2 separate regions of the Homo sapiens genome follow, and region 1 is linked to region 2. A link is a contact called in ENCODE Hi-C or POLR2A ChIA-PET data. All regions are on one chromosome and are shown on one strand. The core of a region is the stretch at or near the end of the contact, and the rest is flanking DNA. Distances in the headings are between cores, read along the strand shown. Region 1 holds the start of IZUMO1 (izumo sperm-oocyte fusion 1). Region 2 holds the start of LMTK3 (lemur tyrosine kinase 3).

What was found. A loop is a pair of places that touch in the nucleus more often than their neighbours do. ChIA-PET counts read pairs that join two places held with the same protein, here RNA polymerase II (POLR2A). Pooled maps may share reads with other maps.
Region 1: a pooled map shows a loop between it and region 2 (3-fold over the local background). The contact joins the promoter of IZUMO1 here to the promoter of LMTK3 in region 2. A Hi-C loop is called at or near these places in 1 of 37 single-sample maps with no recorded cell type and 9 of 50 pooled maps. POLR2A ChIA-PET finds 5 or more read pairs at or near these places in 1 of 52 experiments (activated CD4-positive, alpha-beta T cell).

Annotation. Positions count from the first base shown.
Region 1 is chr19:48,745,238-48,748,761 of GRCh38, reverse strand. It overlaps IZUMO1 (izumo sperm-oocyte fusion 1), which reads left to right and starts at 1,853. Exons shown (of 10, transcript NM_182575.3): 1 at 1,853-2,327; 2 at 2,830-3,137; 3 at 3,474-3,524. The coding sequence starts at 2,903. FUT1 (fucosyltransferase 1 (H blood group)) reads left to right here. Exons shown (of 2, transcript NM_001384359.1): 2 at 1-751. RefSeq lists enhancers at 787-1,572, 1,573-2,358 and a cis regulatory region at 3,134-3,524.
Region 2 is chr19:48,509,988-48,513,392 of GRCh38, reverse strand. LMTK3 (lemur tyrosine kinase 3) reads left to right here and starts at 1,558. Exons shown (of 15, transcript NM_001388485.1): 1 at 1,558-1,892; 2 at 2,801-2,934; 3 at 3,220-3,370. The coding sequence starts at 1,817.

The DNA of each region.
Region 1 (3,524 bases), core at 604-3,103, 240 kb before region 2:
CTTGCTCTGTTCACAGTCTCTGGAAAAGCTGGGGTAGTTGGTGAGCAGAGCGGGACTCTGTCCAACAAGCCCCACAGCCCCTCAAAGACTTTTTTTTGTTTGTTTTGAGCAGACAGGCTAAAATGTGAACGTGGGGTGAGGGATCACTGCCAAAATGGTACAGCTTCTGGAGCAGAACTTTCCAGGGATCCAGGGACACTTTTTTTTAAAGCTCATAAACTGCCAAGAGCTCCATATATTGGGTGTGAGTTCAGGTTGCCTCTCACAATGAAGGAAGTTGGTCTTTGTCTGCAGGTGGGCTGCTGAGGGTCTGGGATCTGTTTTCTGGAAGTGTGCAGGTATAAACACACCCTCTGTGCTTGTGACAAACTGGCAGGTACCGTGCTCATTGCTAACCACTGTCTGTCCCTGAACTCCCAGAACCACTACATCTGGCTTTGGGCAGGTCTGAGATAAAACGATCTAAAGGTAGGCAGACCCTGGACCCAGCCTCAGATCCAGGCAGGAGCACGAGGTCTGGCCAAGGTGGACGGGGTTGTCGAGATCTCAGGAGCCCCTTGCTGTTTTTTGGAGGGTGAAAGAAGAAACCTTAAACATAGTCAGCTCTGATCACATCCCCTGTCTACTCATCCAGACCCCATGCCTGTAGGCTTATCAGGGAGTTACAGTTACAATTGTTACAGTACTGTTCCCAACTCAGCTGCCACGGGTGAGAGAGCAGGAGGTATGAATTAAAAGTCTACAGCACTAACCCGTGTCTCTGTAGCTTTTTTGGAGCCAGAGCCACTGTGTATGTGTGTGTGGGTTTGTGTGTGTGTGTGTGTGTGTGTGTGTGTAAGAGAGTGGAGGAAAAGGTGGGGTACTTCTGAAGACTTTTATTTTTTTTTAATTAATTTATTTTTTTTCAGAGATCGAGTCTTGCTCTGTGGCCCAGGCTGGAGTGCAGTAGTGTGATCTCGGCCCACTGCAAACTCCCACCTCTCGGATTCTGGTGCCTCAGCCTCCCAAGTAGCTGGGACTACAGACGTTCGCCACCATGCCCAGCTAATTTTTGTATTTTTAGTAGAGACGGGGTTTCACCATGTTAGCCAGGCTGGCCTCGAACTCCTGACCTCAGACAATCTGCCCGCCTCGGCCTCCCAAAGCGCTGGAATTACAAGCGTGAGCCACCGCGCCGGGCCCTGAGGATTTTTATTACTCGTGATTGGGAGTACTGTCCCTACTTAGATCTGACAGCCCCTTGTTGCTGGACTTGTGTGAGTTGTGGTCCCTGTTTTTCTGGTTCCCTGTTTCTATCACACAGGAGAGAGAGACCTTCCAGGACCCTAACGTCTGAGCCCCCAGTTGCTCACTCCTGGACTGTCAGTATTGGCCCCCAGTCCTCTCCTCCCACTGGGACCTCCGCGTGGGCAGAAGAGGCGGAGGAGGGAGCGGATTATCACTGAACTACATTTCCCGGAAAGCTATGAGGTTGGCAGCGTCAGTCAGCTACAGAGAAAGAGGCCCCAGGGCATTTTGGGAGTTGTAGTCTTAGGGCTAAAATGTCCACTTCGTGGCTCGACAGCCGTTTCCAAGGACCGCGGTGGGGGCGGCAGCGGCCTGGGGGGCCGGATCTAGCCCAAAGCCTGGGTCCTGGGGCAAGGGGAGGGGAGGAAACTGAAGGCCTGAGTCCGGTCCTTGACTCTGGAAGCCAGAGTAGTCAGGAGGCTTCCTCTTCCCTAGATGCTGGGAAAATTCTAGTCCAAAAAGGCTGCAGCCTCTGTGACGTCATGGAGCGATGGGCGGGACCTCCCTTTGTTGCAGTCCAATCAGACAGAGTTGAGTTTCTGGGTGGGGCCGAGGAAAACCCCAAGGAATATCTATAAAGGAATTCGGGCCCCTACGTGAGAAGCTCGGAGGGGGTGGTTTCAGGAGTTCCTTGTGGAGAGGGGATCGTCCGTGACTCAGACCCCGTCGAAAAGCTCTCGATTTCACGCAACCAACCTTACCCTCGTCCCCAACACAATCCTTGATTTTACCCCTGGGAAAATTAGCGTAGGTGGTCATGACCCCGGCTTCCTCTTTAAAAGCCCTCAGAACCTGGACCGGGCTCCTCAATGAACCCTAGTGTTAGAGGCCACAAATCGGGAACCAAGGTCGGGGAGCGGCTGTTTAGGGTGCATCACTGTTCAGGATGCATCGGGGCTCCTTTTTCTAAGCGGAAGGGTGCGCCCTGCAAATTGGGAGCCCGTTAGTTTTGGGGAAGGGTGAACAAGGGCCCCCTAGGTCTAGAGGACCGCATGGAGTCTCGCTTAAGTGTTAGTGGGGTCCTCAGTTCTAGGAATCTGGTATGTGTTTTGGTTTTGAAGGAGTTCCGAGTTTGATAATATCGTGGTTGGGTCTGTGTTAGATGTTTATTGGTTTGGGCATTGAATCTTCAGCTTGAGGTTCAACAGGTTTTGGGGGGCTGGCGGGGGAGTGCCTCGGTGTTGCTCTTAAGGGTTGGAGTTCAGGCTCACGTCAATCTGGGGACTTGGAAAATTCCACAGTTTGGGATTTTGGGAAGGGGCGCATGGGGTTGGGAGATTCCAGGTTCTGAGTTTGGGGACTTATGAGTGATTCCTGTTTAATAGTTTTTCTGATCTCTCAGTTGGGGGATTCAGTGAGAACCCTAAATTTTGGGTCCCCTGGATTGGGGCTCAGTTTCACACTTCGGAGGCATTTGATGAAGGACATAGGTCCTCTTTATTTGGAGATTTCCTGAAGATCCTCTTTTCGAGGTTTGCGGACCCCATGGATAGGCGGCCCAGTGGGATTTCTTAAGATGGATTTTGGCTTTTCTCCGTTTAGCGTTCTCCTGCTCTCGGTTTGGGGTGAGAGCACCCTTCCTAACGGTCTTCGGGAACTGTGCGCGCCGGCTGCAATGGGGCCGCATTTTACCCTCCTGTGTGCGGCGCTGGCCGGTTGCTTGCTTCCTGCCGAGGGGTGTGTTATATGTGACCCGTCTGTCGTGCTGGCGCTAAAGTCCCTGGAGAAAGATTACCTGCCTGGCCACCTGGATGCGAAGCATCACAAAGCCATGATGGAAAGGGTAGAGAATGCCGTGAAGGATTTCCAGGAACTGTCGCTTAATGAGGATGCCTATATGGGGGTCGTTGGTGAGGGCAGGGGGGACCACGGACCCCTGGGTCCTGGGAAAGGAGGGAGATAAGACCAGGGGAAGGAAGAGGCTGACAGCAGGGTCTCCGGGATTCGGGAATGGAGAAGGCTGAGATGCAGATTCCGAGGTTCCCCGAGGCTAGTAAATACCGTTTTCCCTATCCTCGGCTGGCAATTTTATGTAATAAAACTACAACTCCCAGAAGGCAACGGGCGGCTGAGTCCTTAACCAGGCCTATCTTTGCCCAGTGGCCTCATGGGTATTGTAGTTTCTAAGATTAGGCGCGCCAATGAGACAGTAAGGCTGGAATCTGGGGTTATATCTCCTCTGACAGATGAGGCCACACTGCAAAAGGGGTCCTGGAGTTTGCTGAAGGATCTGAAAC
Region 2 (3,405 bases), core at 309-2,808:
TTGGGGCAGGTGACTACCCCGCGCTGTGCCTCAGTTGCCTCATCTGTACAATGGGCATGATTAAAAAATACCTGTCTCAGAGGGCGGTTGTGAGGATTGAGAGGTAATTCTGTACGTGTAAAACGCTGCGGACGATACCTGGCACAGACTAAATACTCATAAGAATAAATACATTAAATAAACTATGATCATGTATCTTTTGTATGAGGCAAGTGCTGTGGTTGTGTAATGTCTGCGTAACCGCACGGGAAACGTGGGTATTTGCGACCCGTGTGTCTGTGCGCGTGTCTGTGTCTGTGTTGTGGGTGTGTGACTCTTTGTATGTGTTATGTGTGCCAGTGTGTGTTTATGTATGTGATGTGTGACTGTGGTGGGGTTCTGTGTCTTTGTAACCTTGTGTGAAAGGTGTGTGTATTTGTGATGTGTGTGTCCATGTCTGTTTAGGTATGTGATGTGTGCAACTCTGTGTGTCTGTGTATTTGATCTGTGTGCCTATGTCTGTGCTTATGTATGTGTGACTGTGTATATGTGCATGTTATATGTGTCTGTATGTATCAGTGTGTGGTGTATTTATGTGTATTTTTGCATGTGATTTATGTAGCCCTGTATGTATGAGTTGTGTGTGCCCGCATGCATGTGTATGTAGTGTGTCTGTGTGTATCCATGTGAGTGAAGCTTGTGTCCGTGTGAGTGATGCATGTTACGTGTCCGTATACATGCATGTATTATGTTTCTGTGTACTCATGTATGTGATGTGCCTGTCTCTGTGTAGCTGCTGTGTCCGTGTCTATGTTAGTTCATGTGATGTGTGTGTCTGCGTGTGTCTGTGCAATTGCTGTCTGTGCATGTCTGTGTGACGTGCATGTATGTGATACTTGTGTCTGTGGGTATTCTTTGTTGCCCATTTGTCTAGGGACTGTCTGCGTGGCTGTGACTATGAGTGTCAGCATGTCACAGTGGTGTCCGTGGGGATCTTTGTCTGTGGCGTGTGCGTCTGTGGATCTGGGGCTTTACTTTGTCCGGGGCATGTGTGGGTCTTTGTGATGCTTTGACGTTCCTGCGTGGCCGGGTGCATCTGTGCTGGAAGCTGGCCTGCCTGTGCGTTTCCAGTGCGGTCCCTGCGTCTTTGTGTGTGACGTGTACGTGTCCCCGTCTGCTGATGGCTGTCCACCTTTGTATGTGATGCGCTTGTCTATGAGGGTCCCTGCGACGTGTGTCAGCTGTGTGTGGGCTGCGCGTGCCTGACATCTGCATCTTAGCGTGTAGCACATGTGTCCATGCTGGTGGCATGTCACAGCGGTGTCCGGGCCAGGCACCCGTGGGCCCTGCCCCCCCACCCCCGCTGCAAGTGTGTGCCGGTCCCTGTCTGTCCCTCCCCCTCCCATTTCCTCCCCTCCCTCCTGGCAGCCAATGCTACGGGGGAGCCAGTTGCCATGACGACGCTCCATCCTCCCTCCTCCCACCCTTCCTGTGACAGGCTCTCTGCTCCCCCAATCCTGGCTGCCCTCGGGGGCGGGGCCCTCTTTCTCGCCCCCCCCATCCTACCCTCTCCCCCCCACCCCAGCAACCCCGGCTCCCCAGCATCTCTCCTCTGTCCGCCTCTCCATCCCTTCATCCGTCTGTCCCTTCAAAGAGGGGGAGGGGGGTACCTGAGCCAGCAAGCAGCCCCTCCCTCCCCCTGTCCTGCGTCTCCTGCCCCTCTCCTGGGCCGGGAGGAGGCCAGGGTCGCGCGGGTCCCCATGGCTGGGGGCTGAGGGCCCGCCCCCCCCTCCTCCCCAGCCGCCACCACCTCCACCTCCCTGCCATCCTCGACAAGATGCCTGCCCCCGGCGCCCTCATCCTCCTTGCGGCCGTCTCCGCCTCCGGCTGCCTGGCGTCCCCGGCCCACCCCGGTGAGTCTGTCGGGCCATCAGTCTGTCCGGTGGCCCCCACCCCCGCGGCGGCCTCGCTGTCTGCCCAGGGGTCTGTCTGCGGGTCCTGCCCCGTCACCTGGTGCGCGTCTTCCCGCAGCCCAGCAGGGCCCGGAGCGGCGGGGACGGTGCCTCTGTCAGCAGGGCCTGTGGGAGGGAGGCTGGGGGCTGGGTGGGGAGGGGGCTCCGTTTGGGCAACATGTGTGTATGCGTGCACGCATGTGTTTGTGCTGGTGTGTGCAGGAAGAAGGGGAAGGACAGGGCCTCTGGGAGAATTGGGGGCAGAGGACAGGAATACTATTTCTAAGGGGGACACAACACGGGAGGCTGTCTCTGGCTTCTGGAGAGACCCAGGGCTTGCGGAGTTCCCTTCTCTGGGTCTTGGGCTGGGGATAGAGAACATCGGTGTGCGCCAAGCGTCCCTAAAAGAGACAGATCTCAACCCCACAAACTGGGGGGTTCCAGCATGGGGCAAGAATCTTCTCCCAGCCTGCAGCTGAGAGCTAGTCCTCCTCCCCAACGAGGGGTAATGAGGCTGTCCACGGGAGCGTATTTTAAATTCTGCAAGCTCCAGACTTCACTATCACTCCTCTTTCCTTCAACCCTCATTGGAATTCATCCAAGCCTGGGGTGAGGGGATGGGGTGGGATGAGGTGGCGGGGGTCCCAGTTTGGGACGAGAAGAGAGACCCCACCCCCAATCCAACCACTTGGGAAGGCCCCAAACTACAACTCCCACAATGCCTTGGGCCACTCTGCACCTCTGCCAAGGGACCCTGGTCGCAGAGCATCACGGGAGTTGTAGTCCAAGACGTGCCGGGACGGGAGGGGGCATGATTCCGGTATCCAGGGACTTGAAGCTGGGACCCCAGCCCAGCCCTGTGCCCACAGATGGATTCGCCCTGGGCCGGGCTCCTCTGGCTCCTCCCTACGCTGTGGTCCTCATTTCCTGCTCCGGCCTGCTGGCCTTCATCTTCCTCCTCCTCACCTGTCTGTGCTGCAAACGGGGCGATGTCGGCTTCAAGGTGAGGTGCATGAGGGGATTCAACTTGGGGAGGAAGACTCCAGCAAGGCCTTTACCCCCTACACAGGTGGTTGGTGGGGAGAAGGGGGCAGTAAATCCGAGAGCACCTTCCAGCTTGAAGCTATGGCAAGATCTGGAGCCTTGGGATGGGGAAATGGGGGATGGAAATTGGGCTGGGACTGGGAGACAGTTACAAAAATGAAGGGGAGACAAACTTAAGAGAAAGACGATGGCGTGTCTCTCAGCCCTGCGTTCTCCCACCCCTCTTCTCCTCTCCTGGCCCCAGGAATTTGAGAACCCTGAAGGGGAGGACTGCTCCGGGGAGTACACTCCCCCTGCGGAGGAGACCTCCTCCTCACAGTCGCTGCCTGATGTCTACATTCTCCCGCTGGCTGAGGTCTCCCTGCCAATGCCTGCCCCGCAGCCTTCACACTCAGGTACTGCCCCACGCCATGACCAGCATCCCATGGTG